4 separate regions of the Homo sapiens genome follow, and all the other regions are linked to region 1. A link is an interaction called in ENCODE POLR2A ChIA-PET data of the cell type or tissue named here. Cell type or tissue: CD4-positive, alpha-beta T cell. All regions are shown on one strand. Links, peaks and the distances in the headings refer to the core of each region. The heading gives the core; the rest is flanking DNA. Region 1 holds the start of LOC124909396 (a long non-coding RNA gene). Region 2 overlaps SHQ1 (SHQ1, H/ACA ribonucleoprotein assembly factor). Region 3 overlaps SHQ1 (SHQ1, H/ACA ribonucleoprotein assembly factor). Region 4 overlaps SHQ1 (SHQ1, H/ACA ribonucleoprotein assembly factor).

Region 1 (7,775 bases), core at 1,523-6,522:
TACAAAAAAATTAGCCGGACATGGTGGTGCATGCCTGTAGTCCCAGCTACTTGGGAGGCTGAGGCAGGAGAATCGCTTGAACGCTTGAAGTTGGGAGGCAGAGGTTGCAGTGAGCCGAGATTATGCCACTGCACTCCAGCCTGGACAACAGAGTGAGACTCCATCTCAAAAAAAAAAAAAAAGAAAAAAAGAAAAAAAAAGAACAACTCTTTCTCCTGAGAAACCACAGATACCTTTTCAGTTTCTCTATTTTTCTTTGTAGAAACATGAGTAAACACATGTAGTTTTTAAACAAAATTTGAATCATATACTACATAAATTTATATCCTTCTTTCTCTTAACATGAGGTCCTGTTTCCCATGTCATCAAATAACCTCCTGAAATATAACACTCATAACTGCATTTATTCCTATTGCACTGGCAGCAATTGCTCTCAAATGTAAATCTGATTAGCGAGGATTTTCCTGTTTTTGTAGTAAATTTGCTAAGCATGGATGCCTAGATCCTCTAGGTGCTTCCTCAGCAGCTCTTCCTCTGTTGTGTTATAGCAGCATAGTTTATTTCGTTTTACGTTATTATTTTTTACGTTTTTTTTTTTTTTTAAGAGATAGGGTCTCACTCTGTTGCCCAGGCTGGAGTGCAGTAATGTGATCAGAACTCAAGGGATCTTCCCACCTCAGTCTCCCGAGTAGCTGGGACTACAGATGCATGCCACCACACCCAGATGCATAGTTTATTTTAAAGACAATACAGTCGTCCCTCGGTATCTGTGGGAGATTGGTTCCAGGACTTCCTCAGATACCAAAATCCAGCGATGTGCAAGTCCCTTATATAAAATGGCATAATAGTTGTGTATAACCTACCTCCATTCTCTTGTATGCTTTAAATCATCTCTAGATTACTTATAATACCTAATACAATGTAAATGCTTTGGAAATTGTTAGTATACTATATTATTTTTAAAATATGCATTTTTTATTGTATTTTATTATTTATCTGAATATTTTCAGTCTGTGGTTGGTTGAAGTCATGGATGTGAAACCCCAGGATACGGAGGGCCAACTGCATCCCCTTGAATTACAGAAGAGACAGGAATGTAATAACATCTGTCATTTGTTGAGCGACTGCATGAAGCCAAGCGCTGTGCTAGGCTTGTTTGTCCTCAGCATGTCAAGCAGGGGCCTATCTCCTCTCACTCCTTCTTTTTTTTTTTATTTGAGACAGAGTCTCACTCTGTTGCCAGGCTAGAATGCAGTGGCACGATCTCAGCTCACTGCAACCTCCGCCTCCTGGGTTCAAGCAATTCTACTGCCTCAGCCTCCTGAGTAGCTGGGATTACAGGCGTCTGCCACCACATCTGGCTAATTTTTGTATTTTTAGTCGAGATGGGGTTTTGCCTTGTTGGCCAGGCTAGTCTCGAACTCCTGACCTCAGGTGATCCACCTGCCTTGGCCTCCCAAGATGCTAGGATTACAGGCATGAGCCACTGTGCCTGGCCTCCTCTCACTCCTTCTGTAGCCACAGATTCTGCCAATGGAAGGGACTTTGGGCATAGTGAGACCCTGTGGCTCTGCTCTTAGCTGACTGGATTGAGCTTGAACTTGACCCAAGGGCCGACTGTGGGGTCAGCTGGCCTGGAAAGCTCTACTAATCCAGGGGTTCTTGACTCTGGCTGCACACTTGAACCATCCAAGAAACTTTTCAAAAGTACCAATACTCAGTCCCCTCCACATACAGTGGAAATAGAATCTCTGAGGTTGTCTAAATAGGCAAGAGCTGGGATAATCCAAGTCCTGCTCCCGGAAATTTGAATTGGGAAATGAAGAGAGGATAAGGCCCTTGGAAGTTATTGAAGGTAAGAGATGCGTTAGGATAATCACAAGGTGAATCTGGAATCAGTCTTGCAAACTCGACTCAGGAAGGAGGAAGTGTGAGTTAGGAGGATCTATGTAATGGAGAAAAGATACAGGCGAGAGGGTGAAGACAGCAGCTGGTCATAGGAAAGGGAGTGGCTGGGCGTAAAAGGATGCAGACACGTGGAGTTGCTGTCATTACTCTGAAATGAACATTCACACACTGCTCCCCTGAGGTCCCAAAAGCAGTCATGGATGCCCATACCACCCTTTCATCAGTCCGAGGCTCCATAACGCCTGAGCATTAGGCCTGTGCTGACTTTTGGAGCTCAGAGGACATCCAGTTCCCTATTGCTGATCAAATCAGAGGCCTTTCTTATACGTAACAGGACACCTGACACAACTGCTTCAAACAGTAAAGAGGATTTATTAGTTTATGAACTGTAAAGTCCAGCAGTAGAATGGATTTCAGGAGAGGCTTAACCAGCCATCCAACAATGTGATCAAAGGCCCTATCTCCTGTTTCTCTGTACCACCATCTTCAGTGCTGAATTCATCCCAATTTGGACACCTTTCATGTCTCAAGATGGCTGCCAGCAGCCCCTGCAGCTACCTACTTTCTTGTTACCATCTGTCAGAAAAGAGATTATCTGTGTCCCAGCCTCCCCAGCAAATGTCCTCAGATTCACCCTGATTGGATGCGTTTGGGTAAACACTGAATCATTCATCACTGGCCACTGAAATGGGATGGCTGGTTGGCTTTGTCTGAGTCATGTGGCCATTCCTGGAGCTGAAGGCAAGGTCAGGGGGACTTTGGGAGATGGAGGATGGAGCACAAAACCAGTAAGGTTACTGATAAACGTCTACCACCCTTTTCACCAATGCTCCCATGTGCAGGGCTCAGCTCTCTCTTCAGAAGAGGAGTGGTGAAGTGACAGCTTCCAGCGGCCACACCTTCATCTCGAGATCCACCCCAGTGTTTGCGCTAAGGCCACACTCTTCCTGGCCTGTTCCCAGCAGCTGGCTGGTCATAGCAAGGTGCTGGAGCTGGGCCATTCCTGCCCAGTGAGTGACTCCCATCCTCTCCACACCTTCTTAAGCTTACACTGCACTGTGGGGCTCCTTCTCACACTTGTCTGTCTTCCTTTTGGTCTGCCCCCTGCCCCACTCCTGTTTCCTTTTCCCTTTATTCTTCCTTCACAGACATTGCACTTCTAATTCTATCTTGGCTTCTGCTTCCCAGCAAATGAAACTGACACATCCTGGTTTTCTGAGCTACTCTCTGAGTGTGCCTCTGATTTTCAGAGGAGCTCAGCTCAAACCCACTTGCTCCACAAGTGCCTGTGGGGCCGATACTGTCTCCAGTATACAGAAGGGGAAGCCAGGGTTAGAGGTTGAGTAGCTTGCCTGATGTCACCCATGCAACAAGGGGAGCCTTGGCTTCCGAACCCCATCTTTACCTCTCTGCAGCCCGTGCTCTCTACCAGCTGTAGACGCTGTTCCTGGTAGAGCCTGGTGAGGTGGCCTGAGTCTCTCAAGGTCACCCCTGGCTCAATGGAAGAGGAGAGGGTGCATCGCAGCGTGTGTTCCCTCCAGTCGGATTTCCTTGAATCACTCGCACCTGGGGGAAGGAAGATGAGGAGGGGGATTGTCGGTGGATGGGCAGGATCTCTGTACTGGGGGCGGGAGGGGCGTTGCCACGTTGAGCACCGACACTTGAGAAGTGACACGGCTTCGTTTGTACACAAACCATCCTGCATGGTGTTTAAAAACAAAGGGCAAAGTCAGACGTTGCTCGAGGGCCCGGAAAGCCAACTGCGAAGCAGGCGGGCAGCTCCCGGATGGCCCCGCGTTGCCCCTGCTCCCACGCTCCCGGATCAGTGAGAAAGCCTGCGCCCCGCCCTGAGAGCCAACCCGCTAATCCGCGGCATCGTCCACCAATGTGTCTAATGAGGTGGCATAACCACCCAGCTCTCCCCGGAGCCGCGCAGGGCCTCCTGGCTGAACTAGCGGGTGTAGCTCCGTCGGGTCCTCGGGCGTCGCGGGGCGGGGCGGGGTGGGGCCACTGCGCGTGCGCGCGGACCGGGCGGGGCGGGGCCCAGGGCAGGTGCCTGGAGGAGGGTCTCCCAGCGGCAGGGGCAGACGCCAAGCTTGCTGAGGCTGGAGTGTATGCTTAATCACAGTCGACTGAGGGGCTGTTTAAGAATTGTAAGAAGCTGTTCCAGGTGAAGTTCTGAGCAGAGCTACAGAAGGTCGCGGTCTGGAAGCTGCTGGGAGGAGAGGGGCGACATCAGTGGCTTTCGTTGGGGGAAGGCACCCGCAGGATTTCCTGGGATGGGGAAACAATAACCTGGAATACGAGGAGGCTGTCCTAGAAGAGTCAGATTGCCCACTCCCATCCCACCCCCATCCCCAAGCTGATGAAATTGGCGCGAAGCAGATCCCTAAATTCACAAGCTTATCTAATTCCTGCCAATAACACAGTATTTCTGTTTCTGCGGATACCTGGCTCTCGGGGCACATTGAAGCTTCACCTGGAGAGGATGGAACAGAGAAGACGATCAAAAACAGGGCCTTCCTGGAACCAAATGCCAATAACAGCCCTCAGGTGCCTAGCTAGCCCTTTACAGATTGCAAAGGGCTTTCTTCTACCTTGCCTCGTTTTCAGCAGGGGCAGGCAAGTGATCCCATTTTAAAGCGAGGAACCCGAGAGAGCTCAGGCTTTTCCCAGGTTGGGCACAGGGTGCAGTGGGAACTAAGGACTCAGTGAGTAGGGGTCACCCAGGGAGCCATGGAAGATCTCCCAAAGAAAGGATGAACAGGAGTTGGATGAGCAGAGGGACGTTAGGGTGGGGTGTTCATGTCTCAGGTGGAGAGATGTGGTGGGTGAGGGAACAAGATTGCTCAGGGTGGCTGAACACGGGAGGGTTAGCAGAGCTGGGGAATTGGGGGGCAACCCACGGAAAGACACATCCACTTGTGGGCCCAGATCAGCATTGTGTCACATTAAGAAAAAGGGAGAACTCAATTCACTATCCATAGTAATTGAAAAGCAATTGAATATTTATTGTAGCCTCTGGTGCACTTCATTTGTAAGGCACAGCCAATACAGCTGGCCCTCCATATCCATGGGTTCCACGTTCCTGGATTCAGCCAGCTGTGGGTGGAAAACCACTCAGAAAAAATAAAAAGGATAATTCCATACTGAACATTCACAGACTTTTTTTCGTGTCATTATTCCCTAAACAGTACCGTGTAACAACTATTTCCATAGCACTTACATTGTATTAGGTATTATAAGTAATCTAGCGATGACTGGAAGTATATAGGAGGATGCACATAGGTTATATGCAACTTCTATGCCAATTTTTATCAGGGACTTGAGCATTGGCAAATTTTGGTATCCTGGGGGTCCTGGAACCAATCGCTTGCAGATATTGAGGGACAGCTGCATTGTAAAAATCTTCTTTTTCTTTCTTTCATTCTCTTACTCTCTTATCCTAGCCACTGCCCCCAAAGATGCATCTTTCCCCTTCCAAATTTCCCCAGTTCTCCTTCAGACTCTGCCTTCAGAGGGTTCCTGCCTCTCCTCTCCTTCTCCCCTTCCGTGGCTGTGGTTTTAACCCTACAGTACCTTTTTAATTAATTAATTATTATTTTTTCTTTTTTGGGAGACAGAATCTTGCTTTGTCGCCCAGGCTGGAGTACAGTGGCACGATCTCAGCTCACTGCAACCTCTACCTCCTGGGTTCAAGCAATTCTCATGCCTCAGTCTCCTGAGTAGCTAGGACTACAGATGCACCCCAGCACACCCGGCTAATATTTTTATTTTTTTATTTTTAGTAGAGATGGGGTTTCATTATGTTAGGCCAGCTGGTCTCGAACTCCTGAGCTTAGGCAATCCACCCACCTCAGCCTCCCAAAGTGCTAGGATTACAGGCATGAGCCACCACCCCCGGCCTAACCCTACAGTACCCTTAGATTTCCTTCCCAGTATAAACTCTGCTTTCCCTGTGGCTTTTTGCACTTCGGAAAGTGGAAAGAGATTAGTGCAGGAGTCAGCAAACCAGGGCACTGAGGCCATATCCATCCCACTGCCTGTTTTTGTATAGCCTGCAAACTGAGGATCTTTTAATTTCTTTTTTTTTTTTTTTTTGAAACGGAGTCTCACTCTGTCACCCAGGCTGGAGTGCAGTGGCACAATCTCGGCTCACTACAACTTCTGCCTCCTGGGTTCAAGCAATTCTCTTGCCTCAGCCTCCCAAGTAGCTGGGATTACAGGTGCCTGCCACCATTCCTGCCTAGTTTTCTTGTAATTTTAGTATAGATGGGGTTTCACCATGTTGGCCAGGCTGGTTTCAAACTCCTGACCTCAAGTGATCCATCTGTCTCGGCCTCCCAAAGTGCTAGGATTACAGGCATGTGCCACCGTGCCCAGCCCAAACTGAGGATTTTTTTAAAAAAATTTTTAATGATTGAAAAGAATTTATGGAGATGTCTTTTCTCTTTTGTTATGTAGGTACTTACCTAATAGCCTTGATTCTGCCCCTTGGTCCATAAAACTTAGAATATTGTACCATCTGGACCTTTACAGAAAAAGGTTGCCAATCCCTGGTTTAAGAGAAGGGGTTTGTGAATACCTATCCAGTAGCATTTTGGATGCCTGGCCCATGGCTTCTGGGGTTTCCATGCCCTCCTGGGGGAGGCTGTGCAGAAAGCTGGGACAAGAGGAATGAGGCTGATACTACCCCGAATCCCACCACAGGGGTGGTCCCATGGCTCAGGTCTGGCCAATCAGAGTACCCTGTTCTTCTGGCCACAGTGATTGGTTCAGCAATAAGCAGGTGTCTCAAGCCTAGTCAATCAAAGTCCTCTTGGGGCTTTGGCCAGAGCTACTAGAAATGATACTTTTTCTGAGTTGGTAAGCTGGAAGGAAGCCATTATTCAGAGGATGATTATCTTTGTATCTATGTGAGGAAAACCTTTCTGGAAAAGAAATTGCATATACCAGAAAGCAGACATGGAAGGAAGAAGGGAGGAAGAGAGAGAGAGAGAGAGATTGACACATTTGACATTGTTTGAGACTCAGCACCCAGCCACCCCTAAAGCTCCTTCCACCCTGGACCTTCAGTCATGCAAGCCAGTAAAATGCCTGCCTGCCTGCCTGCCTGCCTGCCTGCCTGCCTGCCTGCCTGCCTTCCTTCCTTCCTTCCTTCCTTCCTTCCTTCCTTCCTTCCTCTCTCTCTCTCTTTAGCTGAATTGGGCAGAGTTCAGTTACTTGTATCCAAACACATTCTGAGCAATATATGGGCTTTACCAGGTACTTTGGAACCTTGGATTTCTCCCCTTGGTACCCACAACCCCTGCCATGTAACTTTCAGTGCCCTCTCACTCTGACTCTGGACTCCAAGTGACTTGCTTTGGCCAATAGCATGTTTGCAAACATTATGTAGACACAGTGGGACTTGTATTGTCTTTAGTAGCCCTTGGAGCTCCTCCAAGCCCATATAACAGTCCCAGTCTGGGCCACTACATGATGATAGACATATAGAGCCAAGATGAGCCTTCCCATCCTCTTGACCAACAAGCCTCGAGCTAGGATGGCTGGAAGCCAACTGTAGGCACATGAATGATCACAGCAGAGGCCAGCGGAAGAACCGCCCCCACTGAGCCCAGCCCACAGAATTATGAGATAAACAAATGGTAGGTGTTTTAAAGCACTAAGTTTTGGGGTGATATGTTAGGCAGCAAAAGCTGATCCATAGGCAAAAGGTGAAAAAAGGATTATGAAAGGCTCTAAAGGAGAGCAGCTTATCACTTGCTGGCACTTTTAGTGTATAAGAAAAACAAAGCACCGTAGTATTGAAATATTGCCCAAGCTTAAAACAACCACAGTTCTAGAACACCAACACTTAAACAAGC
Region 2 (7,775 bases), core at 2,675-7,674, 70 kb before region 1:
GCAAAAAAAAAAAAAAAAAGAAAAAGAGGAGAGGAAACTGAACATACTTTACTAAAGAGTTCTATGTATTTTTTTTTTTTTTTTTTTTTGAGATGGTGTCTCGCTCTGTCACCTAGGCTGGAGTGCAGTGGCGCGATCTTGGCTCACTGCAAGCTCCGCCTCCTGGGTTCACGCCATTCTCCTGCCTCAGCTTCCCGAGTAGCTGGGACTACAGGCACCTGCCACCACGCCCGGCTAATTTTGTAGTTTTAGTAGAGACGGGGTTTCATCGTGTTAGCCAGGGTGGTCTCGATCTCCTGGCCTTGTGGTCCGCCCGTCGGCCTCCCAAAGTGCTGAGATCACAGGCATGAGCCACCGCACCCGGCCTTTTTTTTTTTTTTTTTTGAGATGGAGTCTCACTCTATTGTCCAGGCTGGAGTGCAGTAGCGCCATCTTGACTCACTGCAGCCTCTGCCTCCCAGGATCGAGCTATTCTCTGCTTCACCCTCTTGAGTAGCTGGGATTACAGGTGCCTGTCACCACACCTGGCTAATTTTTGTATTTTTAGTAGAGACGGGGTTTTGCCATGTTGGCCAGGGAGGTCTCGAACTCCTGACCTCAGGTGATCCACCCGCCTGGAGTCCCAAAGTGCTTTACAGGCATGAGCCACCACTCCCGGTGAGTTCTACATTTTTGATCTGTGCCATCTTGAATAGCCTTAGCTGACAAAAACATGAAATGTAAATTATATTAAAATGTCCTTTATGTGCATCTGTATTTTGTTAATGCCATGTGTTTTAGATTCTTATTTGTAATCTTTAGGACTTTATTTAAAAGCTTTCTTGTGACATTTGTGATGTATTGATAGTGTGAGAAATTACAAAAACTAAGATTCTGTTTTATTGTAAAGTATACAAAAAGAATCTTATTTCATGGTTTTATGTTTCTCTTCTACTTGGCTTCACAATGATCCGAACTTGCAGCTTTTAAATGAGAAAAGCTTCCTATTTCATTGTGTACTTTTGTTTGTGTAACATTTTGTGGAAATGACTGCTTATTAAAATGACACTTCACAGACTTGGACTAACGTTCATGATATCATGGTGTCTTTTGGAAGAAGGGTGTTGTGTTACCCACTCTATCGCCATTTCAAGCTGGTGATGAAGGCCTACAGGGACACTATAAAGATATTGCAACTGGGTAAGATATTACTGTACTTGCAAATTTGGGAGGGAAAAAGTTGTAAGTTTTTAGTCTGTGAAGATATAATAATGATTTTTGCTTTTTTACTGTATATAAATAAGTAATGAAAAATGAATCCAACCACTTTTAAAGTATAGAATTCCTGTGTATAAGACATATGTAGATAAGTAATTGCATAGAGGCATAATAAAGACTCTTTTCCGAGAGGAGTAAGGAAGGTAAACAGAGAAGGCACACATAGTATTGCAAACCGTTTTACATTATAATAGCTGCATCATTCAGTATTTCTTGGCTGCCTATAATCTTCTAGGCTCTATGGTGGGACTGTGGGTCTAATAATAAAGAAGGCAGAAAAGTTCCCTGCTCTGTTGAAGTTTACAGTTTTGTCAGACAGATGATGGGTAAGTTAGCAATTCCAAAGAGAGTGAAAAGTACTCTGCTGGGAGAAGTCCAGGGATCGTTTAGGAGGGGACATGTAACCTAGATTCGGCATGTCAAGAAAGATTTTCCAACAAAAAGCTCAGCTACTCTGAGCACTTTTGACTTGCTAAATTCAACCTGAAAAGACAAACACTCGTTAGCTTTAAGGATGTGGAAAATTCTGGGCTCTGAAACAAATTCCAAAGTGCCCATAGTATCATCATTAGAATAAGTATATAATTTCCAAGATAATGACTTTGAAGGGGGCAACATCCATTTGTATGTATTAGTTCTGGCACATTTATTTAAAAGTCACTTTTAGTACTTTATGGTCATTTCTTATATTCTCCCCCTGGGGAGACTCATCATTCCTTTGCCCTTAGATAAAAGTGTTTCTGGGAGCTTGGTTTTCAGACTTCAGAATAAGAAGGGGAAAGAAAGGAAGTTCTTCCTTCTACCTCCAGGTGACTTCACTGGCCTAAAGAAGAGAATCACATCTCAAATGTTTTGTCTCACCTGGAAGTGTACTTCGCTTTCTGTGTAACCTGTAGTCTTCTTGCCCTGGTGGTGGGGATGGGGGAAGAAAATCATGTTTGAAATAGATTATTTTAAAGTAGACAGTAATTGTAAAAATGAATCATGGTTAGATGAAAGATGCCTTTTTATTCATCCAGTTGGTTTAGACTAGCTGTATTTTATTTTGAAGGATTGTTGATTATAGGATGAAAGAGCTATCATTGAGAAATCTATCTTCTTTAACTTAACAGTGGGAAACAAACTGCTTTGTTTTTTCATGTGTTATTTCTTCTTGCCTTCCATCTAAGATATTTTTTGAATTGCTAAAAGTACCTTGGAAAATCAATCTACTATAAATGACTGTGTGAGCCTCAGTTACACGTCACAATTCATTTCTTTTTTAAGTCATGCTAGATTATCTGGGCATTATTCATGGACTTAAACCAGTGAGAATGCAGTTTGCGATTATCCTGTTATATCATGGCTTCCAGATGGAGAATTGGCAAAACCTCCACATGCCTGTTTGCACACACACTCACACACTCTCACTCTCACTCACATATACAGACTATTGCTTGTTACTTTTTATTCTGGGAAGTAATCTAGTTCTTTTGACTTTCATTGGAAAAGTAATCAGTACTATGATTGCATAACCAAAAATAAATTCGATTGCCTTGACTTACACAGGAATCAATTACCCAGTTTTAGTAGGTCAGAATTGAAATTGAGACTTAATTTTTATTCATTATCACTCTGACAAGAAATAGTTTTATCAGCTGTGTTATGATAGTAACATAAAACTTGAAGTAACACACTGGAGGCCTCTGCTAAAAATGAACCTGAACCCTCTATGTACCATGTACAGTGTGTTCTGTGACTAATTTGGGTTGTGGCTAGTTAGTGCTAAAACTGAGGGCTGGGTTGTCTAGAATTTGTGCCAGAAGCTGTAGAGATGACATGTTCTGGATGAGAATCGTCACCTGTCTTTGTACAGGTGGATGGCACGGGGATGCCATTATTGCCGCTGAAGAGGCTCATTTGTTTGAACACCCCATAATTTAAATAAAGGTAGCTCTGGTTTGGCATTTAGTGTTTTCCAAGAATGAATTCATGCCTACTTATAATTCAAAATGCAGTCAGTGTTCACACTTTTTATTATAAAGGTCAGTATAGTGTTCCATAGTTGAAAGTAATGAATAACCCTGGCTCCAAAGAAGGATTGATCTTAAATGGAATGAGCTTTCAAAACCAATGTAGGAATGCTTCAGAAACTACAGAATATTTCATTATAACTGATTGACTAAGATCTGAGTTTTCAAAGAGCCAGGAATTTGCCTCATGTGACTTCACAGTAGCCTTTACAAGGATTCTTTACTAGGCCTTTGGCTCTTTTCAGGTTTGCATTTCTTCTCATTCCCTCCCCTCCTCCAGAAGACTGTATGTTTATCTCTGGAGGTTGCTGTTCTGTTTAATCCAAACTCTTTAAGGGCAGGAAATCCTGCTTTGCCCCTTAAGTACTGTTTTAGTGCTTAACAAAGGACCTTGCTCTCCTTGGATCAGTCATCTTGGGGCACATGACTCCTTTTTTTTCCCCTGTCTCTGTCTCTTCAACTTTTATTGCCTCTGTTCCATTCTTTTTGGAAGAATGGGTAAAGTTTTTCATGGGAGCATCACTTAGTTGCTGTTAGTCAATTAAAAATAAAAGTAAAAGAGAAAAAGCAGATTTTCTAATGTATCTTCAGAAGAGTTATTCTTTTTTTTTTTTTTTCCTTTGGACAGAATTTTGCTCTGTTGCCCAAGGCTGGAGTACAGTGGCGCGATCTTGACTCACTGCAACCTCCGCTTCCTGGGTTCAAGAAATTCTCATGCCCCAGCCTCCCAAGTAGCTGGGATTACAGACATGCACCACCACGCCTGGCTAATATTTGTATGTTTAGGAGAGGCGGGGTTTTGCCGTGTTGACCAGGCTGGTCTGGAACTCCTGGCCTCAAGTGATCTGCCTGCCTTGGCTTCCCAAAGTGCTGGGATTACAGGTGTGAGCCACCGCACCTGGCCCACTCAGAAGAGTTATTCATTTTAGAAGTGACAAGTCATAGTTTAATACTTGATCATACGTTATTTATGTAATTTAGTGAGTGTATTGTCTACATCTTATTAATGTATAGAAGGTATTCCTTACTTTACTTCCATTAGAAGGGTAGGATGGGATGGGATGGAAGAGAAACATCAACTTAATTTTTGCTTTCACTTCCGCCTTTGAGCTCATTCTGTGGGTTCTTTTTTTTTCCTTCTTCTTGGATGGAATATATATCCTATATATATCATATCATATATTTGTCTCCTATAATATATATCCTATAACTTTTTCTATCACTTTAGATTTTAAAAAAGTTCTTTTACCACTTCTAGTCACAAGAGGAGTCTAATTTCAGTGCTTAAAATGTCCACTTTGAACTTCATTACAAAAGAAATTCTTCCCTTCCCCAGCTGGGACCTGCCTGAGGGTGGGTGACCAGCGGCAGGGAGGAGGACCCCTTTCACTTTGGCAGGACATACCACTTACCTCCACTTGGCCACCCCATGTTGCTCTGTCCTGCTTCTTAATGGAAGCCAGACACCAATCTTTGTACTCTCCAGTTGGTATCTACGGTTAAAATTTCCAGGGTAAGCAGGTTGTACTCTCTTAGGGCCTCTTAAAACCCCCTTTCTCTTGGTTTAAGGTAACAGAAAAGCACCTCCTTCCTGCACCCACACCACCTTTATCCATGGACATTTTTTCTGGACCTCTTTACTCTTAAGCTCCTGAAGGTGAATATTCAGTGAATGAATTACAAATCATTTTTAGTTTCTCTCTCTACAAGTTCAGCATAGAGAGGTTAGCATCTCTTTAAAATAAAGGGATACTTGATACCAGTTATTTTCTTTGTGAGCCTCATTAGAAAAGAGTCAGAGTTCTGTCCTGATGTGTTAATAATACATACAGGTGGATGGCACAGGGATGCCATTATTGCCACTGAAGAGGCTCGTTTGTTCGGACACCCCATAATTTAAATAGAGGTAGCTCTGGTTTGGCTAGTTTGTTAATAATAACCACAGCTGCGTGTGTTAGCTACCTTCTGTGTGCCAGCGCTAGGTTCAGTTCTTTAGATACCATATCTCATTTTGCTCATATTGCAGTCCTGTGAAGCAGGCATTACTATCCCCATTTTGCAAATAGAAGACAGGCTCAAAGAAGTGAAGTCAGTGGCCCAGGGTCTTACAGCTAGTAGGTGGGAGAGCCTAGATTTGACTCCAGATCTGTGTAACTTAGAGTCTGTGCACTTACATATATTGAAATAGTTATAAATGAAATTATATGAAGCCTGGAATTTGCTTCAAAATAGTCCAGAGTGGGTTGTGGGAAAGTGGGTGGGGTGTAGCTGAAACAAGGTTGGCTACAAGTTGATTGCTGCCTGGGTGATGAGTATGTGGGATTCATGATACTGTCTTCCCTATTTTTGTACATGTTGTGATTTTCCTTTAGACAAAGTCTTTTTTTTTCCTTAAGTCTGGACTCTTAACCACCATACTACCAAGTTTCAAATTTGAATTTATCCACCATTTTGTGGAAAACATGATTTCTATTAATATTTGGACAGTTTTCTAAATTTTTTTGGCTAAGAAAAACGTATACAATTGTTCTTTCTATTTGCTGTTTTGTTTTTAAGGTTAATAGAAACCTACTTTCTAATAACATGTGAAGTCTGATGAATAGTAGCTACCTAGCAGGTAGTAACCCAAGAAACAGCCTTCAGGAGTTTAGTTGTTGTCCCCAATTAAAACCAGGTATTACTTCAGGTAATTAATAGCCCTTACTTATCAATTATTAATTGGGCTCAATAAACAAATTTTCAGAAATTACTGCTTTACTAACCTCTTCCATAGATAAAATAACACAATCAATGAGAAAGGAAAGAAGAGCTATGGTACCAAGCACAGGGCTTGTGACTGATCAATTTTTTAAAAGAATAATGGATGTTTAAAACATTGAGGTTTGGCAAGTGTATTGTATGAGCTCCAAGTTTGGAGGAGACTTTAAAGGTGAATTTCTTTTTAATATTTACATTTTATTTATTCCAGAGTCAGTTTAGCAAATGACTTTTAAAAAAATTGAATTGTAGAGGAGATATTGCAAACTCGAAAACTAAAAGATGAAATCACTGCCATTTTCCAGTGTTGACATTTATCTATATTTAACTTCTGTAAGTTCCCAGTTCTGGACATTTTAAAGAATTGTTAGGCCTTTTAATTTTTACTCTTTAAATACATTGTATGAAACTATTTTGAGATTTATTCAACAAGTATTTGTTGAGAACCTGCCATGTGAGGCTGCTGAGCTGGATCCTGAAGATATAATAGTTCTAATGGGGGCACAGGGCACAGAATTACACAACTACCAGGGTTTTTGAAAAATTGCATTTGTAATAAGTAGCTCAAAAGAGAAATATGGAGAGTGAAAATATAAGCCAGGGAAACTGACCTACATTTAAGTCACTGAAGACATGTAACTTCCTACTGTGGGAGCCTCTGCCTTATTTGACCTCTAATTCTCAGCTCCTACTAGTTTCCTAACACCCTCAAGTACTTGTTAATTGCTTGATGAGTTCATTTATTCATTGATTTGTTCAACACATATTTTGAATGTATGCCTACTCAGGAGCCAGTCCATACAAAGCACCCTGTAAATATAAAGAGCACTAGAAAAATAATTTAGATGTGTGGGCTGTATTTGGGGACGTGTTCACTAGCCGGGGAGCGTGTTCACTACCTAGGGAGCTAAGATGTCCATCAGTAACATAAAATATATAGTCAGCCGTGGTAAGTGCCTTACAAGAAATGTGGATTAAGTAGTTCAAAAAAGAGAGAGACGACACATTTCACTAGGGGTCAGGGAAATTTTCATAGAGGCTGTGAGATTTGAATTGGGACTTGAAGGATGGAGGGAATGTTGTAAACATTGTGAGTAAACCATGTGAGGAGGTTCATGGGATAGTGTAGTTTCTGCTATGAAAATGTGTTTGTTGGAATTAGATGATGGAAAATCGATATGCTATCTGATGCTGAGATTTGCTCTACAGCCTCTAAAACTAGTTGATAGTTTCTTTCCTATCTGAGTTAACTGGTCACTGGAATTTATGTCTCTACTTTTTAAATATTATTGCTTAATTCCCTGCTCCTCACCCGGGAGATTGTAATTCCTTGTGTTTTCTTCCTCCTATTCTAAATTGTTCTTGAACTTTTTTTTTCTGGCTTAATTCCCCATACCAGTTAATGTTTCTAAGAATAGAACAATCATAGTGCTCTCAGAAACTAGCATGGAATTAAAGTCAGATACTGAAGTAGCATTTGTACCTGTTTTTGCTGACCATTTTACATACCAACTTATCGAAGAAAGGAGAGAACTTCAGAGTACAGCAGGAGTTAACTCCTGGAAATCATGAACTGCTGCTGAATGTTTGAAAGGGAGAACTCCGGATTCTCCTTCCATGAGGCAAAGTGAATTCTTTTTACTCTTGTCTCTTCCTTGGAGTACAAGTCTATGTTCCCAGTCTCCTAAATTAGTACATTCTTCCCATTCATATGTATTATTTAACCTCAGAGCATTTGCGGGTTTATAC
Region 3 (7,775 bases), core at 176-5,175, 63 kb before region 1:
AGGAGGATTGCTTGAGCCCAGGAGTTCGAGGTTACAGTGAGCTATGATCATGCCACTGCGCTGCAGCTTGGGTGACAGGGTAAGACCTTGTCTCTAACAAGAAAAGAAAAAAGAAATTACCTTAATGGCCATCCACAGGCCAAATCCATCTTGTATTGCCCTTGAGCTAACAATGCTTTTTACATTTTTAAATCGTTGAAAAAAAATAATATTTTGTTACTTGGGAAAATTATTTGAAATTCTCATTTTAGAGTCCATAAATAAAGTTTTATTGAAACACAGGCTCATTCACTTACATATTGTCTATGGCTGCTTTTGCGGTAAGATGACAGAATTGAGTAAGTGCATCAGAGATTGTCCTGCAAAGCCAAAATATTTACTTTCTATCTCTTTACAGAGAAAATTTACCACCTCTGCCTTAGGTATGTACATGGAGGTTGGAGGGGAGCCCTTTTGTAGGGAGCCGAGGTCTTTGGCTGCTTGCCATTCCAAATAGTGGCCAGCATTGAAGTAGATCATTTCAGCTATTTTCTCTCGCCTTCCCACAAGGTGAGACTTAGCTGATATAGTTGGCTCACATTAGAGTAGGCTTCTGTACATTAGGAGAAGCAAACTGAGATGCCTACTTCGCCAAGCAGGTAAATGAATAAGGATGCTAGGGTTTAAGGAAATAGAGACTAATGAGGCCTGTGTGAACTGAAGAGATACATGGCTCGACTGTAGCCTACTGTTGCTGTGTGAATATATAGTATTGCCAGTTTTAAAAAGAAGTAGAAAGTAAAATGATCTTTAAAATTTTTTTAAAGCTTAAGTATGAACAAAGAAGTAAAGTAATGTAAAATCACACTGTAAGAGCCATAGCATGTCTGAGAGCCCAGGTCAGCCTGGGAGGCCCCCAGTTTTCAGTCTCTGCTCTAAAGCAAGCTAAGTGCCAGCGTGTCTTTCTCATACCCTCTTGGACCTGCCAGTTTTAGCTGCAGTGAAGGCTTGCACCAGGTCTTTGCTCCTTCAGTCCTAGCTTGAGACTGAGTCTCAACCTGATACAGGTTCTAAGATTGGGGCAGGCAAAGGAGGTAAGAGATGTCCCGCATTGTCTAATGTAGTTAATACCAGAAAGCTTTTTTAAAAAAGTGGATCCCCTGCCTCTCTTTTGACTACTTTGTATTGTTACTCTTGTCAGCCAGAGCCTGGTCAGGGTGGAGGAGATGAGTGATAGGATTTCAGTACCTCCAGTACCACACCTCACTCTGACCCTGATAGAGTGCTTGTTAGTAGTGGGAGGAGGGATTAATAGGGAAGGAGCAAACAGCATAGACCTAATGAGTGATATATAATGGTAGTTACTAAAGAATGTGTAGGATTTAGAAAAGAAGATGTGGAGGAGCGGTATTCCCTGAGAAAGTAGAAGGCAAAAAAATCAGAAAAAGGAATATAAAAGAGTTCCATGTCCAAGAAAGGGCAAATTCCCATCTGTCTGGAGGCCAGAGGTGTGAAGGGGAATGGTAGGATAAAGGTAGAAACAGTGTGCTGGGACCGGGCTGAAAGGAGCCTGCAATGGCTTGCTGATGAGTTTGGGTCTTATTCAGGGAGGAACCACTGAAGAGTTTGGCATTGGAGCCGGTGAGAGGCTTATGAAATTAGATTCATCTGGCAGCAGCACTTAGGATAGAGTCATTGAGAAGGGTGAGGTTAGTGGGCATGGAGAAGAGAGGAGACCTATTCTTGCCTAGACCCAAGGAAGTCTGGGGACAGACAGTATGGTCTGAACTAGAGTGCTAGCCACGGCACCGAGGAGGAAGGAATATGTGGGCAGGTGCTTCACAGGTAGTGGGGCAGGGACCAGTAATGGGAGTGCCAGGGCTGATCCATACTACCCGTTGTCCTCCTTCCCTTTTCATATGTAAAGTACTTACATGTTTGTTGTCTCATTTAATTTCCATAGCAATTCTTAAGAATTTTTCTTCCAATTTATCCCTGTGGAAACAGATTCAGATTAAGTACCGAACGGTTAAGAAGTGGTACCAGAAGCAAAGCAAACTCTGGGCTGCACAGCTGGTCCACAGTGGAACTGTTGGGATTGTTACCATTTTTACTTCGTGAGAAATTAGCTAAGAACTGCATAAGATTATTTATGTGTAGCTTTTTAATGATCTTTCCTTGGCTTTTTAGAATTGGGGAACACAGTTCTAAGATCTTAATTTCATAGTCAAAATTTTCATGCATCCTTTTCATATAAATTAAACTTATATGTAGAGATAAATATCTAATCAGCTTTACTAAATTATATTTATTATCCATTGATTAAAATATAAAGAAGCATAGCTCAGTTCTACCAGTGTGCAGACCATTTAGCAGAAAGCAAACATATTCACTGAAACACAGTGAGGGTTTCAAAATGGTTTGGTTTTTCTCCTTTTTTACCTTGACATACTTATCAGTACTTGAGATCACCAAAATAAATTCATCAGTGGTAGGATTAGGTTTAGGTTTGTTTTTTCCTTTTATGAGCCATTTGAGATATCCAGTTGTCTTTCTTCCTATATACTCCTATTTCTTCTTTCCAACCTCATGCAATTTTAGTTTTTTTCATTTTGAAATAAAACTAATTTCAAAGAATTAGAACTCTATTAAGTGGTATCTGTTGGAAAAAAATGAAGTGTAATTGTTTTAATTAAAACCACAAAGGGCATTGAAATACATACTGTAATTCTTAAGATGGAAAAATTGAATAAAAATTTTACCCACAAAATTTTGAAGTTTTCTATGCCTATGGGTTTTTTAAAAGTTCAGGTTTAGGTTGCAGCTGTTTCAAAGAGCTTTTTTCCATGCATCTTCAGCTTCTTAATCTACTTTTCTCCTTACTGTGTAGACAGAGATTTTTTTTTTTAATGTTCTACCTTGAACTTGGATGCCTCATTCTTAGTTGTCTGAAGAAATTGAAATTAGTCATGTTACCATTATGTAGTTTTGATGACATCTGGTCATGTATTTCTAAACTGAAACAATCACTGTTTTGACAAGTTACTTAAGAAAGAGGACAGAGTTAATGTCAAGGCTGTCCTTTCAAACTGGCACATCTTGCAGGGATTGTTAGAGCAGAAAAGGCAAAAAGCAGCCTTGGGTTAAATTTATTATTTGAACTTATGGTGGTACAGTGATGTAATAAAGTTTGTACAGCTACATTCTTTTCTTGTCAGGGAAATATATAATTAGGGAAGGAGTAAACAAATTGTATATGCCACATTTGTCATGATGCAAATAACTTTAAATCTGTAGACCACAGAGATGTTATAACTAGTACATGCTAACTGAGCAATTTGACTAGGTGTGTTTAAAGTTAGATTCTTTGTACTCCAGACTGGATTAACAACCAGCGTTTATTAAACAGGATCATACAATTTGCTGGACATTGTTCTAGGCCAAGGAAGAAAGATGAAAAGTCATGTCCTTTCCTGTCAAGGACTTCATCACACATGGTGATAAATACTGACAGTGGATTTATTGCATAGTGGTTGAGGGTCAGACAACTTATTTCCAGTTCTGATTCTTGCTTCCTAGCTGTGATCTTGGCCAACTGCTTCATATCCTTGAGCCTCAGTTTTCTCATTTATGAAACAAGGAAGAAAGTACCTAACTCGTAGGGTTAAATCATGTAATTATATGAAGTATCTGGTGCAGAGCAAGTGGGTAGCTCCTAATTACTTAACGTCTGTTTCGTGCTGCTGTAACAGAATACCACAGACTGGGTAGTTTATAAAGAACATAAATTATTGGCTCATGGTTCTGGAGGCTGTGAAATCCAAGATCAAGGGGCTGGTGAGGGCCTTCTTGCTGTATCAGAACGTGGCAGAGGGTATCACATGGTGAGAAGGCAGGCAAGAGGTTGAACTGGCAGCTTGAAGTCCTAATTGTCGTTAACATTCATGAGGGTAGAGCCCTCATGACCTAAATACCTCTCATTAGGCCCCATCTTCCAACACTGTTGCATTGGGGATTAACTTTCCAACAGATGCTTTTTGTGGGGTGCATTCAAATGGTAGCACTACTGTAATAGAGGGGTATGTCAGGTATATGAGGGAACCTTAAACCAGCTGGGGGAAGAGTTAGAACCCTGTTTCCAGAAAAAGTAATGCCTGATTTGAGACTTGGATAGATGGTAAATTATGAGTTGAATTGAGGGTTGTACATGAGTTGAATTGAGGGTTGTACATTCCAGGCAAAGGGGACATATAAAAAGTACATGTTTGCTTCATGTTAATTTTGTTTGCGAGTATACAGATAATATATGTAATTTTAATAACAATACTTTTTAAATGGATAGGACTATAAGTTTGTGCTCAAAATAGTAATTCATTGCTTCAAGGGTGTGTTTCTTAATATAAGTCAAAAATTGAAGCTTAAATGGCATCTGAGAAATTTGAGGATAAAAAAATCACATAGACCTAGAAGCCTTCTTAATGCTAAATTTAATGTGCGTGTTTGTGTTAATTGCTAGGGATTTGACTTTATTCTACTTCCCGATAGGGCCTGGTATTAAAGCAAATTACCCCACTTTGGTTCTCTTAATTTAGATTAATTTGACAGAATTTTTCTTCCTTCTCTCTTTTTATGGTCAAATGACATATGAAAATTAGTGTTAAAATACTTCATATCTGTTTTGATAATATGGTCTCATCAGAATCCCAGAATTCTAGCCATTTTCTAGCCAGGTATCTATTATACTAAGTTTTGTATTTTAAATGATAGTAATGTTGGCTGTTATTTTCAGATGATTTTACAAATAAAGACCAAGCAGTGCTTTCCCTCAGGTGTTTTGAATAACCACTCTTTTTTTCTTTACTTATTGTTTTAAAATTATTATTATTTTTTTTTTTGTAGAGATGGAGTCCCACTGTGTTGCCCGGTCTCAGACTCCCAGGTTCAAGTGATCCTCCTGTATTGGCGCCTCCTATAGTGTTGGGATTATAGGTGTGAGCCACCAGGCCTGGTCCCTTTACTTATTTTGGCCTCTTGTCTTGATAAGGACAGATATGACATTTGATCTTAGCCAGAAGGCCAAGAAGCAATTGGCTTCTTGTCTTGGGTAACTCAAAACTTCAAAGGGCAGAATAGATACCCAGAAAACCACAGCCACATAGCTGTAATGTACCAGCAGTTGAAAAGAAATTTAGCTCTTATTGTATAGAATTAGCAACTTACATTGTTTTTCCGATGCTGGCTTTTAGCCAGCAAAAACATCCACTACCCTGATCATCTCCTAGAGATGGAAACCATTTCTTAAGTGCCTCCAGCCATGAGCTGGTCTGTCAGTGAAAGATTATTCCCAACCCTGCTCTACTAATAGGAGGATTTCAGGAAGCCAAGGGATTCTATTTAAAACAGCTCAATCTTGTCTTTGTATTAAGATGTATTAACCTGAGATGCCACTTCTGTCCAGACAGGAAATCACATTGTTCTTAGTTTACCTTCCCTTTAAAGGAAAGCTGGGGAATATGTTAAATCCTATTTACTACCCACCTACTTATTACTGTCATCCATATTTTCTTTATCTTGTCATTACGTTTCTCTGTGTTGTCATTAGTCTTTCCCCGAAGTAAAACATTCATGGCACTTGTCATTTGTAATACCAGGATACAGTGTTAAACTGCTTTCATGAGTGAACAAGAGTTCTTGGTCTTCGAGTCATTCTTCCATGGATAGGGTTGGCTTACTCAGCCAAGTCCATCCTAGAGAATCCCTAACTCTTGGGATTTAACGTCCTGGAGAGAGCTGTTAGTGCCATTTTGTGGTGCAAATAGTTACCGTGGTTACTGTGCAAGGCACTGTTTTTTTTTTCTGCTTTGAACCAGGCAGTGAACTGCCTAAAAATGGTCACTTTCCTGCAGTGCCTTTGAGCAGAAATGATTATCTTGGACTTAGGCCTTAGCATTTTTTTATGCCCATATCGTGTATGATGAGCCCACGACTGGATAGATCCCCACAGGAACCGTGTACTTTGAGTCCCCATAGGCTTCTGGCCACCGGCCATGTGACAGCCTGGAAGAGGGCCAGATTTTTCCTTTGCTCATAGCTGCTAGATAAGTGGCTGAGGGTCTGATAGAAAGAGCAGTCAGTACAAAAGAGACTGAAAAAAAAAGCCCAGCCACATGCTTGGTGAGTCTCCTGGCTGTGATGCTGTAGTCATCTACGGTGACATAGTCGGAACAAAAGAGATCAAGTACGACCTCAGAGTAACAATGCATATTGTTGGGAGGAGAATAGTTTTCATGTACTTTTTATTCTAGATTGTCAACTGCAAGTAGCCTGGTTATCTTTACCATATTTGTCACATCACATACTATGAAAGTAGTTTAAGGCTTACAGTTAAAACACAGCTTGTGAAGAGAGCATGTAACTTTCCCTTTCAAAACTGCCTTGCAATATAATTTTTAAATATTAATCTAAATATTGCTTCTCAGTTGTTTAAAAATATAATTTAAAATGTGAATTCAAATTTGTAACCTTCATTTGTCAATTTTTCAGGGTTTGGCTGTGTAGTTGAACATGTCTTAATTTTTGTTAAACAAATAATGTTTCTTGTGGACAATTTTGAAAATAGAGGAAAGTATAGAAAAGAATAAACAACTGTACTCCCACATGTAGAACAATGCCAGGTGCATGATGGGCTCTCACATATTTGCTCAGTGGATGTAGAGACAGATACTGTTAATATCATTTGGGTATATATGTCTAGGTTTTTTTATTTTTTATTTTATTTATTTATTTTTTGAGATGGAGTCTCGCTCTCAAGTCGTGCAGGCTTGAGTGCAATGGCGTGATCTTAGCTCACTGCAGCCTCCGCCTCCTGGGTTTAAGTGATTCTCTCGCCTCAGCCTCCCAAGTAGCTGGGGCTACAGGCACCTGCTATCATGCCCGGCTAATTTTTGTATTTTTAGTAGAGACAGGGTTTCACCATGTTGGCCAGGCTGGTCTTGAACTCCTGACTTCAGGTGATCTGCCCGCCTCGGCCTCCCAGAGTGCTGGGATTACAAGCATGAGCCACTGTGCCTGGCCCAGCATTTTTTAAATGAGTATTAGTCTTTTTTTTTTTTTTTTTTTTTAAGAAAATAGGGATCAGAACATGCAAATACAATGTAATTTCTTCTCTTTAAATTAAAAAAATATTTTGACATTTCTTATTTTTTGTTATTTGACATTTCTTTTGTTTTTGAGACAGAGTCTCACTCTGTTGCTCAGGCTGGAGTGCAGTGGTGTGATCTCTGCTCACTGCAACGTCCACCTCCTGGGTTCAAGCGATTCTCCTGCCTCAGCCTCCCGAGTAGCAGGGATTACAGACGTATGCCACCATGCCCGACTAATTTTTTTATTGTTGTAGAGATGGGGTTTCACCATGTTGACCAGGCTGGTCTCGGACTCCTGACCTCAGGTGATCTGCCCACCTCGGCTTTCCAAAGTGCTGGGATTAGAGGCATGAGCCACCATGCCCTGCCTGTTATTTGACATTTCTTTTCATTGTTATTCTTATTTTTTTTGTGATAGCTGGAAGATTTAAATTTGCCTGTGGCCTTTAGCAAGAGGGCAGCCTCACTTTAGGCATGTCTGGTAAGTGAAGCTGTGTATAATTTTATCAGGTAATGGCTGCTGTGGATCCTCATTAAATATGTGACCTTAACTCCATACCTTTTTACATTATGATCTCGGGAGTAGGGTCCTTTATTCCTACTGCCCACACCTAAGTTTAGAGACGTTCTCACTCAGTCTGTCCAAGTGCATTC
Region 4 (7,775 bases), core at 1,362-6,361, 52 kb before region 1:
GGGAAGAGACTCCATGAAAGCAGTGCATTAAAAAATGTGTGTTTGAAGGGGTAGAGTCTGGAATCTGAAAGATGGGAAAGAGGATTCTTAAAATCGAGGCATGAGATGAGAATATGAGTGAACATAGGAGCTCAGGCAATGGCATAGAAAGGGCAGATACAAGGAGCATCTCCAAGGAAAAATCATCAGGATTTGACGGGTGAGACCGTAGAATGAAAGAAATTTTCAAGGTTTAAGCTGGGTGATTACTGTGTCTATCATGTATTCATTCATTCTTAGAACACTTAAATGGAAAACCTGCTGTTGCGGTGTTCTGTTCTAGGTATTGGGGATTAACCACTAAATAAAACAGAAGCCCCTGCTCTTTTGAAACTTACTTTCTAGTGTTAATTATGTTAAAAAATTTAGTGTCAGCAATTTTAGGATCTTGAGATGTCATCATCTAGCTCATGATTCTTTTATGATCTAAAAGTTAAATGGGAAATGTCAATGAAAGTGCATCCAGTATCTTCATGAACTCAGTATACAGTATTTCCGCGTTTCAGAACTGTAAAGATAAGAATGAAACTGTTAAACTGAAAATACTGAATTTCACAGATCAAAGAAAATGGTACTACTCTAGATGTAGAATTAATAGTTCACCTTATAATTAATAAATTTCAGGAAATATCATGAAGTTTGGAACACCTAGGGAATTGCTGAGTTGTAAAAGGCTCCTTTTGTAGACTTTGGTTGGGTTAAAACTAGGTTCATTTAAAAACCAGGAGGAAGTAGTTAGGTTGAACAAGGCTTTAATACTTGATGGCTTTTGTTCATGTGAGTTTTGTCAGCTTATTTCTGAAGTAGTGCTATGATGTTTTAGTGTTCAGTTTTCTTCAATTCTTTAAGGTAAAATAATTTGTTATTAGTAGATAACTCCTTGACAGAAAATGTTGACATAAGAAATAAAGAAGTTTGAAATTTAGAATACAGTTTTCCATGTTATGTTGAAAGCTTGAATTGGAAGAACATTATCTAATAAAAATTATGATGCATTTAGATATTCATTTGGTTTAGAAAACTTTCCTGCCTTTCATTTAATTGACCTAGTTGTATTTCATAGCATTTTAATGATAACCACAACTAGTCAGCTGTAACAACAGAATATAAAGATTATATGTAATTCTTTTTTTTTTTTTTTTTTCGAGATGGAGTCTTTCTCTGTCGCCCAGGCTGGAGTGCAGTGGCGCGATCTTGGCTCACGGCAAGCTCCACCTCCCCAGTTCACGCCGTTCTCCTGCCTCAGCCTCCCGAGTAGCTGGGACTATAGGTGCCTGTCACCACGCCTGGCTAATTTTTTGTATTTTTAGTAGAGACAGGGTTTCACCGTGTTAGCCAGGATGGTCTCGATCTCCTGACCTCGTGATCTGCCCGCCTCGGCCTCCCAAAGTGCTGGAATTACAGGTGTGAGCCACTGTGCCTGGCCAAAGATTGTATGTAATTCTTAAGGAAATCAGTAAAGGGGTTTGGACCTAATAGGACTCATAAATTTTTTTGCATTTAAAAATGTTCTTAAGAAATGATCAGGATTCTGAGCTGCTTTAGATATATTACCTCTCAGGGTCTGAATTTCTTTTTCTTAAGGATAATTTTATGTTTTTTCAATTTTCTTTAGGTAAAAGTGCAGTTTTAAAGTGTCTCCTGGATATTCACAAAATTTTTCAGGAAAATGACCCAGCGTACATACTGAATGATCTCTACATCTCAGACTACTGTGTGTGGATTCAGAAAGTCAAGTAAGTTTTCATAGAGTTACTTACGAATTTTTAGATGTTCACATTGCTGAAATACCTATTTACCCAGGAGGAAGAAAACGAAATAACCTGAGGAGTAAGTTGTGTTTTTTTTTTTTTTTTTTTTTTTTTTTGAGATGGAGGTTTGCCCTTGTCACCCAGGCTGGAGTGCATTGGTGTGATCTCAGCTACTGCAACCTCCGTCTCCCAAGTTCAAGTGATTCTTGTGCCTCTGCCTCCCGAGTAGCTGGGATTACAGGCGTGTGCCACCACGCCTAGCTAATTTTTTATTTTTAGTAGAGACGGGGTTTCACCACATTGACCAGGCTGGTCTTGAACTCCTGACCTCAGGTGATCCACCCACCTCGGCCTCCCAGAGTGCTGGGATTACAGGTGTGAGCCACTGTGCCTGGCCAGGAATAAGTTTTAATGAGAAGGAAACCCATAGACCTACCAAACACTAAAAAGCAACTGGATTAACATGGGGAGCTTGGTGAATTTGCTTAGGGAAGGAGGTACACAGATGGTAAAAAGTTAATTTTATTAGAAAAAATTGGTATTGGTATGTCCTGGAAAACAGGTATTAAAACAGTTGTGATATTGATTGCCTTGCTATTGACTGTCCAGTATGAAATCTCAAGACTGGGTATCTGAACTTGTATCTGTATTTCACTTACAGTAGAGTGTGAGTGTGTGTAGATGTATGTGCATTCATGTTTGTGTGTGCAAACATTTTAGTATGCAAACTGCATCAGTTGAATCCAGATGAGAGCTCTGCATTTATTGGCTAGCCACTGGCTTACCACCTGCAGAGCCTAATAGCATGATTCTTGATAATGCATGTATGGAAGGGTCTGAACACTCACAAATGAGCTCCAGCACTTGGTATATAAAAATTTTTAAAAGTGTTTACCATTGCGTCAATCAAAGAAACATAGTAGATTAACGATTACATTTTAAAATGCAGTGAATTTTTATTTCGTGAAGTTCTGTAGATCTGATTCTTATTAGACATGACAAAATTCCATTTCAGTAGCAAGAGGCTATTAATTAAGAATCTATAAATGGGCCAGGCATGTTGGTTCATGCCTGTAATCCCAGCACTTTGGGAGGCTGAGGCAGGAGGATCGCTTGAGTTCAGGAGTTCAAGACCAGCCTGGGCAACATAGTGAGACCCTGTCTGTATTAAAAAAAAAACAAAACAAAAAACCTATAAAGGGAACTCTTAATTGGAATGACTCCTAGGTGCTATAGAAAATGATAGCTACAATGTCAATTGTGACTTAGAAGAAAAATAGTCTTGATATTTTTGCTACCGCCATGATTGATAAATAAATGCTTTAGTGTGGATTTTAATGTCTGTTTTGAATGAGCCATTATATGGGATTTATTTTTTATTTCTCTTCATGGGGGAGCAATTATATTGCAGAATGAAATATGAAAAAACTTGAGGCTATACCTGTTGTACAGAAAATGCTTAGGGATTGCTCAAGATAATGCCTAATAACATACAGCAGGTGGTGTCAGCATTTGTGTTGGAAATCTAGATTTCGCCAGATGGAAAATTGAATGTTTAACCCCTGAGGTCATAATGGCATGTCATCACTTCATTTGATCCTCCTGCTAATTGAGCTTATCAAATACCCTGCTGCCATTTCCTGTTGTTACTTTCATTTTCATAATAAAATTAAATGGGGATAGTCTATTTGTGTGGGTTTTGGTTTTTCTTTTTTTTAGGAATGATGATTTTGTAAACATGTAATGAATATTGAGGTATGTACCAGGATCTCATTTCTGTGAGTGCCTGTTTCTCTCTTTGTGATATTCTTTATTAGCTAGAGAGAAGTTTATTTTTCATTAAAGAAGAAAGATATAGGCTGCCAAGTAGATGTAGGGATTATCAGACCTTCCCTGAAAAAACTTTTTCTCTTGGTTTTATGTTGTGGGAAATGAAGTGAAATTCTTAGGTTCTTTGTAATTGTTGTGCTAATAGTACTTTTAAAAAATGGGATAATGTATTGGGGAGTGAGGTAGGAGAGAGAAACCAGCAGGAACTCTTCAAATTACTTTGCAAAAGTTGTTTTTTCAACTTTACCAATTTGAACATAACTTTCTTTTCCCTAAACAGGCGTGTTGCTTTCAGTTTGTATGTTAAATTTTAACTGTAGCCCAGCTATTTTTTTCTCTCTTTTGAAATAAAACATTTGTTTATCTAATTTTTATAAAAATTTCTAGTTTTATTCTTAATTTTACAAGCACAACATGATTGAGCTTTCTAGTATTTTCTTTACTGTGAACTTCTTAGGTCTAAATAATTCTACTGCAGTGTAGATCCATGATTTTCGTAAGGAATTTTTTCCTCACTTTTACCTTCTGGTTTATTTCTTCTACATATAGTTTATCAGTGAAATCTAGCACCTTATTTTTATGTTTGAAAAGAGCCATGTATTTTTCTTAGTTTAGTTTGATGTTTTTGATTATAATAATAAAAACTATGTAAGGTTTTGTTTGAAATACCAGGTAATTGCTAAATTCTGACTAGCACAAAAACAGCATTCCATTTTTACAGTCAGATATATGCTTTGGCAAAAACCTATTGAAACGTAGGTAGCAAAGTCATTCTTACATTGAATCGATGAAGTTATAACAACATCTATTGTTACTTCTGCTTTCGTACTAGGTTTCCCTATGTTATTTTTCCCTATGATATCTGTGTCTTGTAATGCATATTTGCAAAGCTGAGAAACTGAAGCTCCTGGCCTCTCATTCTGAGTTACAGATTTTACCAATTGTTTTTCTGAAAAGAACGCTCCCTACCACCCTTCACTATAAGCTTCACTGGAAGTTTTGAGTGTGGTGCTCACTACAGCAAATGTTCTGTGGTTGGCAGCCTTAGAAAGTGATTTGTTTGAGGTTATATGTCTTATAAGAGATAGGTCAGGTCTTCTGGTTCCAGATTTCATATTTTTCAAGATATGCCACTTATGCAACCAGTTGTCTCCACCCATACCATGTGGAAGAAAAAAGATAAAAGCCCTTTCTTCAGAGAGATTTTCCTATAGGAAAAGGAATGAATGAAACATCTGTCTTTCTCATGGATGTTCCCATAGCACTTGGTTGAGAGATCATTGGGCACCTCTCATGCCTGCCTTATATTGTAGGAATCTAGATGTGTATCTCTTTCCCCTCTAAAATGCTAAGGTCTATGTGAATAAGCACCTGTCTGGACCCATCACAGTTTGTGAGCACAATCAGTTTTACTCAAATTGAATGATACCTATTAGACCGGATTAAAGGAACGTTTTTCATTTTTGTTTTAAATGTAGCACTTTAAAAATATAAATCAATTCTAACTTATTTTTATTGGTATTTCAGCTACATATACAAGTTGCCCCATTCTTTGCTGGTGGGCTGCCATCAGTAGCAGTGATAGTTCTGACCCTCTGAAATTTAACAGTTCCATGGTATCCAACCCTTTGGCTTCCATGGGCCATACTGGAAGAATTGTCTTGGGCCACGCATAAAATACACTAACACTAATGATAGCATGGACCAAAAAAAAGATCCATGCATAATTTTTATGATATCCATCACTACAGATAAGCAAAAAAGTCCTTGCATTCAAATAGTTGGCACCTTTTTATATAAGGTGGGATAGAAAATAATGAACTGTAATACATTCCAGCTCTACTTCTCATTGACCGTATGACCTTAGCAAGTCACTTTGTCACTTAATCTAATTCAACCAATATTAGTATTTTGATATTTCCTGTATTTGTTTCCCAATGCATTTTTTAAATATGTAACAAGTTTATTTTTCTTTTTTTTTTTTTTTTTAGTGTTTATTGATCATTCTTGAGTGTTTCTCGGAGAGGGGGATTTGGCAGGGTCATAGGACAATAGTGGAGGGAAGGTCAGCAGATAAACATGTGAACAAAGGTCTCTGGTTTTCCTAGGCAGAGGGCCCTGCCACCTTCTGCAGTGTTTGTGTCCCTGGGTACTTGAGATTAGGGAGTGGTGATGACTCTTAACGAGTATGCTGCCTTCAAGCATCTGTTTAACAAAGCACATCTTGCACCGCCCTTAATCCATTTAACCCTTAGTGGACACAGTACATGTTTCAGAGAGCACGGGGTTGGGGGTAAGGTTATAGATTAACAGCATCCCAAGGCAGAAGAATTTTTCTTAGTACAGAACAAAATGGAGTCTCCTATGTCTACTTCTTTCTACACAGACACAGTAACAATCTGATCTCTCTTTCTTTTCTCCACATTTCCCCCTTTTCTGTTCGACAAAACTGCCATCGTCATCATGGCCTGTTCTCAATGAGCTATTGGGTACACCTCCCAGACGGGGTGGCGGCTGGGCAGAGGAGGTCCTCACTTCCCCGACGGGGCGGCAGGGCAGAGGCGCCCCCCCTACCTCCCGGACGCGGCGGCTGCCGGGCGGAGACGCTCCTCACTTCCCTGACAGGGCGGCTGCCGGGCAGAGAGGCTCCTCACTTCTCAGACGGGGCGGCTGGTCAGAGATGCTCCTCACCTCCCAGATGGGGTGGCGGCGGGGCAGAGACACTCCTCAGTTCCCAGATGGGGTCGCAGCCGGGCAGAGGCGCTCCTCACTTCCCAGACTGGGCGGCTGGGCAGAGGGGCTCCTCACATCCCAGACGATGGGCGGCCAGACAGAGACACTCCTCACTTCCCAGACTGGGCGGCCGGGCAGAGGGGCTCCTCACATCCCAGACGATGGGCGGCCAGGCAGAGACGCTCCTCACTTACTAGACGGGGTGGCGGCCGGGCAGAGGCTGCAAACTTGGCACTTTGGGAGGCCAAGGCAGGCAGCTGGGAGGTTGAGGTTGTAGCGAGCCGAGATCACGCCACTGCACTCCAGCCTGGGCAACATTGAGCACTGAGTGAGCGAGACTCCGTCTGCAATCCCGGCACCTCGGGAGGCTGAGGCTGGCAGATCACTCGCGGTCAGGAGCTGGAGACCAGCCCGGCCAGCACGGCGAAACCCCGTCTGCACCAAAAAATATGAAAACCAGTCAGGCGTGGCGGCGCACGCCTGCAATCCCAGGCACTTGGCAGGCTGAGGCAGGAGAATCAGGCAGGGAGGTTGCAGTGAGTCGAGATGGCGGCAGTACAGTCCAGCCTCCGCTCGGCATCAGAGGGAGACCGTGCAAAGGGAGAGGGGAGAGGGAGGGGGAGGGGGAGAGGGAGAGCCCCAATGCATTTTTAAACCAGTGGAAGCAATACTGCACATACCATTCTGTAGCCTGTTTTATACTCATGATAATACCTTATAAACCATTTCCCTTTATAACATAATATCCATTACAGAGTTTTTTTTAAGTAACTAATTTATTCCTCATTATAAAAAGAGTACATATATGCTCACTGAGAAAATTTCACATTAAAACTGTATGGTTTTAATACATAGCACATTTTGAAATGACAAGGGATCAAGAACGGTGTTCTTTTGTTTTTGCTACATGGAAAAATTTTATTGTTTTTAAATGAAACTAAAATCTAAAATCCTGACTCTTATCAGTACAAATGTGAACCTGTAATTAAGATGTTAAATCACACTTTTCCTCTCTAGTATAGTTTTTTTAAGTAGGTAGTTCTGGGGAAAAAGAAAAAAAGTGTTTTTGAAATTCTAAACCCTCTTTGCATTAAACTGATTAATGGTTAATTAACTCTAATAGTGCAATTAACTTTTTTTGCTGAAATCTTCTGACCTTTTGGACACTAATGTGGGAAGTTTGTAGAGGGAAACAGCTATATCACAAGATAGTTATCTGTCATTTCATAAGTCATGAACCTTAATTTCCTCAGTTGTAAGTAAACCTAAGTCATTTCAGCACTGAAGTTCTAAAATTTTAGAAAGCTTAAGACCTTATGATTGCTTTAGATTCTTGAGTTGCTTTCTATGTGCATGTGCTTTTGAAGGGGATAGGATTATGCTAAGAACAGGGTAGATAACATACATCTCTTCCTTCTGGCT

The links. Peaks named below come from ENCODE experiments on the same cell type or tissue, not always from the same donor. Only the 100,000 strongest peaks of a DNase experiment are listed, where the experiment ranks them.
Region 2: POLR2A ChIA-PET joins it to region 1 with 5 read pairs; 8 of 35 experiments call an interaction of 5 or more read pairs at or near these places.
Region 3: POLR2A ChIA-PET joins it to region 1 with 6 read pairs; 8 of 35 experiments call an interaction of 5 or more read pairs at or near these places.
Region 4: POLR2A ChIA-PET joins it to region 1 with 9 read pairs; 8 of 35 experiments call an interaction of 5 or more read pairs at or near these places.

Annotation. Positions count from the first base shown.
Region 1 is chr3:72,735,027-72,742,801 of GRCh38, reverse strand. It overlaps LOC124909396 (a long non-coding RNA gene), which reads right to left and starts at 3,896. Exons shown (of 2, transcript XR_007095963.1): 1 at 3,768-3,896; 2 at 2,261-3,474. It also overlaps a transcript of SHQ1 not described here. RefSeq lists an enhancer at 3,085-3,593. In CD4-positive, alpha-beta T cell, for the core only: no CTCF peak of the experiment used is centred there; a DNase peak (open chromatin) is centred at 3,851; H3K4me3 peaks cover 1,609 bases; H3K27ac peaks cover 757 bases.
Region 2 is chr3:72,806,075-72,813,849 of GRCh38, reverse strand. SHQ1 (SHQ1, H/ACA ribonucleoprotein assembly factor) reads left to right here. Exons shown (of 11, transcript NM_018130.3): 9 at 1,056-1,179. Among named protein-coding and RNA genes, the nearest start is that of SHQ1, 38 kb to the left of the region's middle. RefSeq lists an enhancer at 2,580-3,082. In CD4-positive, alpha-beta T cell, for the core only: no CTCF peak of the experiment used is centred there; no DNase peak of the experiment used is centred there.
Region 3 is chr3:72,796,254-72,804,028 of GRCh38, reverse strand. All of the region lies in intron 9 of SHQ1 (SHQ1, H/ACA ribonucleoprotein assembly factor), which reads left to right. Among named protein-coding and RNA genes, the nearest start is that of SHQ1, 48 kb to the left of the region's middle. In CD4-positive, alpha-beta T cell, for the core only: no CTCF peak of the experiment used is centred there; no DNase peak of the experiment used is centred there.
Region 4 is chr3:72,786,916-72,794,690 of GRCh38, reverse strand. SHQ1 (SHQ1, H/ACA ribonucleoprotein assembly factor) reads left to right here. Exons shown (of 11, transcript NM_018130.3): 10 at 1,655-1,775. Among named protein-coding and RNA genes, the nearest start is that of SHQ1, 58 kb to the left of the region's middle. In CD4-positive, alpha-beta T cell, for the core only: no CTCF peak of the experiment used is centred there; no DNase peak of the experiment used is centred there.